Linked DNA regions of Mus musculus: region 1 is linked to region 2. A link is a loop called in an ENCODE intact Hi-C map of the cell type or tissue named here. Cell type or tissue: heart. All regions are shown on one strand. Each heading gives the region's core, and the rest is flanking DNA. Links, peaks and the distances in the headings are about the cores only.

Region 1 (2,817 bases), core at 242-2,741, 49 kb before region 2:
AACTCACAGTTCCTATACATCTCATGGATCCCTTATACACACATCCCTTATACATACATCCTGAAGACAATTTCAAACAATATTTTGACTATGCTCTATCATATGAAGAGTAGAATTTTTCACTCTTAACACTATGTCAGTCCTCAGGTAAGTTTCTGGTTTTTAAGCATTCCAGAGTTTAGATTCTTGTAAAGAGACTCCTGACTTGCAGCAGAGAAGAGAGGGGAATGGAAGGTGAGAAGAAATAGCAGAGGAAGAGAGATTTGTGATAGTAAATAAGGATTGAAATTATGAAGACAAAGAATCTGTGACCCTCTTCCAAACTATATGACTTACAATTTCTTAGAAAGGTACTTTGAACATCCTAAACATGAATAATGACAATTGTAATTTTATTGTTTTTCTTTATCAAAATGTCCTTTTAAATTGAAATAATGCCCAATTTTAATCTAAAATCAGGTATTTTCCTAGATTGAGCTTATTAACCTCAATTATTTTAGTGCACTAAAAGATGCATAAGAGCCATGCATATTATAAAGTAACAGACAGACAGAGATTTGTGTGTGTATGTGTGTGTGTGTGTGTATGTTGTGTGAATATGTATACACACACATGTGCTTTTCAAGAATATGTTGCTTGGCAAATAGATGAAATTAAAATATTTCATATATTTATTTTGTTTATTTAAATTATGATGAATGTGTGTGTGTGTGTGTGTGTGTGTGTGTGTGTGTGTATGCATGCACTTGTAGGTATATATACATAAATTTAGATGTTTGCAGACCCTGGAGGTGCCAGATCCAGGTTATCCAACACAGGTGCTGAGAATTAAATCTGGGTCTTCTATAAGAGCTCTTTACAATAAGTCACATCTCTAACCGTCTTGTTAAATATTGATTTATTTATTGCAAATTTAATCCAAATGCTATCAATAGCTCAGCAGTAATAAGTTACACAGGGGTTTAACTGTGATTCCCTAAAATCACCATGGTTCTTTAGAGAAGTAACTAACTTTAGATCTCAGGAAGAAAATATACAAAGTTGGTTCAAGTATCTTGCCCCAGAGAGCAGGGATAATTTCAAAGGATATAAGGGTTATCTCACAAGGCTCCAATTGTAATGAAGAAACCTTTAAAATGATGCAGAAATGATAATAGCAGCACCAGAACGAATGAGTACAACACAGTAATATGGAATGACTTCTTAACCCTTCCAGTTGATAAAGATCAGACAAACATCCAAGATACAAATGAGTGAGATCAGCAAATGAGCAGTCTATGAAATGGTAGCTGTGTGTATGCAGCATATGCAGTGAAGTTGGCTGTGAACATAAAAAATAAAAATATGATCTACTTCTATTTGGATTAGGAAGGTAAACTGAAAATTTCTAAGACATCTCTTCTTGACCCAACAGAGTGTCAACTCAATAAATGTCTTATTGTGTCAAATATTAGCAGCAGTATGGAACAACAAAAATTAATGGCAATTTATACTTGTAACACCTTTTTTGACTAGATGCCTTAGCATGGACAAATAACATGTATATACAGATGGTTCAATAATCCTTTTTCCAATACCTGGCTGGGAGAAAGAAGGGAGGCCTTCATGATTCTGTTCCTGTCTTTGGCACTGTTTTGAGTTGTAAAGTTCAGTCAATGAAGGAATTCCATATATAAATTCATTCTAATTATGTTTTGCAGGGATTGGGGACTCAATTGGTAAAGTGCTTATCCTGCAAACTGGCAAGACTCAACACCCAGAGATAAAATCCCATGTACAAGGAGATGAATGGACCTGTAATCCTAGCACTGGGGACCAAGGTCACTGAAGCTTCCAGGCCATCTACTCTAGCTTAATCAGTTAGCTTTAGGTTCAGTGAGAGACCTTGTCAAAAGGTAAGGTAGAAAGGTATTGAGTAAATCATACATTGTTAACCAATATGTAACCATTTATGTATATCTATACAAAAATGTCCACATATGAACACACACACACACACACATCTTAGAAATATCTTCATATTATGGTGTAAAGTGCAAAAGCATGCAGTGATGTTTTAAGTTACTTTAAATAATCTCACAAAACAATTTAATTTGTTATATAATATGAGTTTATAGATAAAATTTGATAAGAAATGAATAACAGGGATCAAATATACACAATACACAACATAGGTTATGCTCTGAGTGGTATGGCTAAAACCAAGATATGCATATCCAATTGATCACACAACTTACATCATGGGTAGCAAAACAATGGAGAGAATTTGAGTGGACTTTTTGTCTTTATGTTATATTACAATCCTTAAGAACGTACCTTTTGTTTTGTAACCTTCCAATAATATTTTTAGGTGAATATTTAAGGCCCCCCTTACAGATGAGGAAATGTCACAGAAATAATGGTTGCCTTGCTTAATGAATAATAGAAGCAGATCTTTGATTTTATTTTCTTCCACATTACATGGAAACACCTAGGACTTTGTAACATCAAAACTTCTCCAGGAAAACATGCATTCTGAAGGGAAAGATTAAGAATTGGTTACTATTTGCTAATGGAAACTTCAAGTAGAAACATGTTGAAAATACAGTGTGATGAGACAATTTATCAGACTAAATTATGAGAAAAAGCAGTATCTAACATTTACACAGCTAGAAGCTCCTATGAGAAAATCAGAGAAGGCGAGGAGGAAGCCCAGAATGGAAACTCAACTTCCAGGGAGAGGAAGTGGTCAGTAGAGGGCATGTGCTGAAAAGTGATGGCAAGAGAAGCCTTTAATGTGTTTGCAGTTTGGTGACAGAGCTCATTTCCTGACTAACA
Region 2 (2,817 bases), core at 100-2,599:
TATAGAAATTTTAAGAATTTGATAGTGGCCATTATAGCAATACTGACACTTAGTAGGTATATTAAATATTTCTAATGTTTTCAGTAATTTCAAAATTATAATTTATAGGTTGAAATTAAAATTTATTTAAAGTGTGTGATGATGAGAGATTTACTATATGTGCCTAAAAGAATATATTTATTTTCATGTAAAGAAAAATGAGATTTTATGCTTAGAATCACTACCTGACAATTAACCAAGAGGAACAGCTTCATAAAATTATGTAGAAAGAGAAAATCCAACTTTGAGTGGCAGCAACATCTCATGAGTTTAAAAGGTCAGGCTGGTGCAGGAGGTGCCAGCTTTGCCACTCAATGTCATGCAGAACTCTGTGACAGCCAGGCTGATACAGCTGAAAATATCTGCAGCCTTGGAAGCTTTGTAAGTTTCAGAAGGTCATTTTGGCATCAGAGTAGCAGTGCTGATTCACAGGGAAGGTCAAACTAGATAGCTGGGTGAACACATAGATTGCTGAACCCAGGGACTGTAGAGTTCAGAGCAATTGCCAATTTCAGTAACTGGGTATTGTGCTCTAATTGGTTATGACTCTCATTGAAATATTTATAGAGTAATGAGATTTACTTAATTGATGACTTTTAAATTCTCTTAACTTTTAAAAGTTTGTTATTCACCTCCAGTTTTATAAACAGGTCAGAGTTTGCTTTAGTTTTATTTATATATGATGCACTTCATCAAAACAAAAGCAATTTTAAAAATCGCGTTGGCTTACTACAGTAAAGTGTGCATCAAACACAACTGTAAAAGAACAACTGGTTAGAAGGGAAGATATGACTAGAGCAGTTGAGATGAAACCAAGCATTAAATTTATCTCCACTCTGCTGCAACTAAAGCAAGATTTCTAGGAAGTTAAGACAAGAATCCGACTTATTTAATAAGATTTTTTTTCCTACCCTGTGCTGTGTTTTACTTTTAACCCTTAGATACTCAGTGGGATGACGCAGCTGCTCAGCCCTTGGGGGTTGGATGTTGGGAAGGATGAATTCTCAGCACTCAGGAAGCACACGCCGAGTTCTTGGGCACTGACCCATTCGGACTTGATCCCAGCCCAGAGCTGGGGCCAACCCCATTGCTTGTAGTGGCTCCATAGAGTCCAGTCTGTGGTCTTCATGGTCCGGGATTCCCAGGCCCGACTTTGTTGGCTGCCCTTTGTCTTGTTGCCTTTTCTGTGCCTGATGAAACAGTCCTTCTTCCTGTGCCAGTGCTGCCGCCCAGTGACAGAGCACCTGACTAGCACGTGCACGGATGTGGGTTCAGTCCCAGGCACTGAATCTAAAAACAAACCCCAACAAAACAAAACAGCAACACCAAGCTCCCCCTGCCCCCCAAACCCCCAAACCAAAACTGTTCTTCCACTTCAACCCTAGATCTGTTGCCCACGTCGAAGTCTCCTCTGACCTCTTTAACTCCTCAGCCTGCTGTGTACTTCTCACCTTTGATAATAGTTGTTAGTTATGTCCTTGAATGAGCAGCAGATCCCTCCAGGGCTAGATCTCCGTTTTCCCTGAGCTCATCTCAAGGGTGATCGGAAGACATTAAGCAGTGCACATGATGATCCCATCTCTGCGTTTTGTTTTGTCTTGTTTGTTTTTTGTTTTGTTTTGTTTTTTTTTTTTTTTGGTTTATTCATTCAATATGGTCACTGTGAGTTGAATGTGTTGTTGTTTTTGTTTTTTGGTTTTTTTTTTGGGGGGGGGGCGGGAAGGAACTTAGTAAGAGAAAGAAGGAGGACAGGAGGACTATGTGGCAAAGTTAGCAGAATAGCTCCGGAGCTCCTGCAGGGTTTTTCCAAGGAGATATTTGGGACTTGAGAACCAGAGTTTTTAATTTTTGTGTTTGTTTTGACTTTCTGTTTTTATTTTATAGACCAATTTGCTGTTTATCTTTTTTTTTTTTTTCTAAGAATTAGTGTAGTGTGGATTTAGAAAAGGTCAAGTATGCCTTTCAAACACTGCTTTCTCCCTGGTCTACTTTCTTACGGTTTTCTCAGCTGTTAAAATTAATGTGATATGGCTGATTTAAACCATTCCATCTTCTCGGCTGCTCTGTAAACTGTTTTAGTGGCTCACTTAGATCAGTACTCTGTGTCTCCTCACTCGCGATGGTCCTAGCAGGCTCTCTGCTTTGTCCCTGGGTATGCTCTCTGCTCACAGGGGTTAAATTTCTCAGATGAGAGCCCTGAAGGGCCAGCAGGCTCCAGGTGTTGAGTGTTAAATATCAATGTTATACTCAAAGAGCTCTTCTCAGGGGTCAGCCTCACCATCAGCTACTGGGTAACTAGAACTCTGCTCTGCTCAAAAGAGTAAACAGTACAGTAGAGGAAGAGCTGATGGCTATGGTGCTGTCAGTATTCTTATTCTGTGTGAGGATGGGCATCTGGTTTCTGCTGTATGGATAGGGAAGGTGAGCTCTGCAAGAGATCTCTCCCTTCTCACCTCCCTCCCTCCTTCCCTTCCTCCCCCTGCAGCAACTGGAAACTTCCAAGCAAACAGCCAGTGATGCAGTAATGGGCCCTTCAGGGTACCTAACTGCACTCAACACTCACCTCCGGTCTTTTGCTTTTCTATCACTATCACTTCTAAGTTTGCTAGGAAATTGTCAGTGTGTGTTTTAACAAAATCTTACACTGGAAAACACAGGACCCGAGTTTGAGTTCATGTTCTTCCATTTGGTTACCTAAGGAGACTTCAGTGAGTCAGTCACTTAGCTATGCACATGTCAACTGGTTGTTCACAAATGAGTAAGATAATAAATTTAGCT

Evidence for each region. Hi-C counts contacts between places; a loop is a spot of excess contacts. Peaks named below come from ENCODE experiments on the same cell type or tissue, not always from the same donor. Only the 100,000 strongest peaks of a DNase experiment are listed, where the experiment ranks them.
Region 1: a loop joins it to region 2, with 2.8 times the contacts of the local background. A loop is called at or near these places in 3 of 42 quality-filtered maps.

The regions. Positions count from the first base shown.
Region 1 is chr3:60,466,078-60,468,894 of GRCm38, forward strand. No RefSeq gene overlaps it. Among named protein-coding and RNA genes, the nearest start is that of Mbnl1, 34 kb to the right of the region's middle. In heart, for the core only: no CTCF peak of the experiment used is centred there; no DNase peak of the experiment used is centred there.
Region 2 is chr3:60,515,197-60,518,013 of GRCm38, forward strand. All of the region lies in intron 1 of Mbnl1 (muscleblind like splicing factor 1), which reads left to right. Among named protein-coding and RNA genes, the nearest start is that of Mbnl1, 15 kb to the left of the region's middle. In heart, for the core only: a CTCF peak has its summit at 1,277; DNase peaks (open chromatin) are centred at 395 and 1,265; H3K27ac peaks cover 1,338 bases.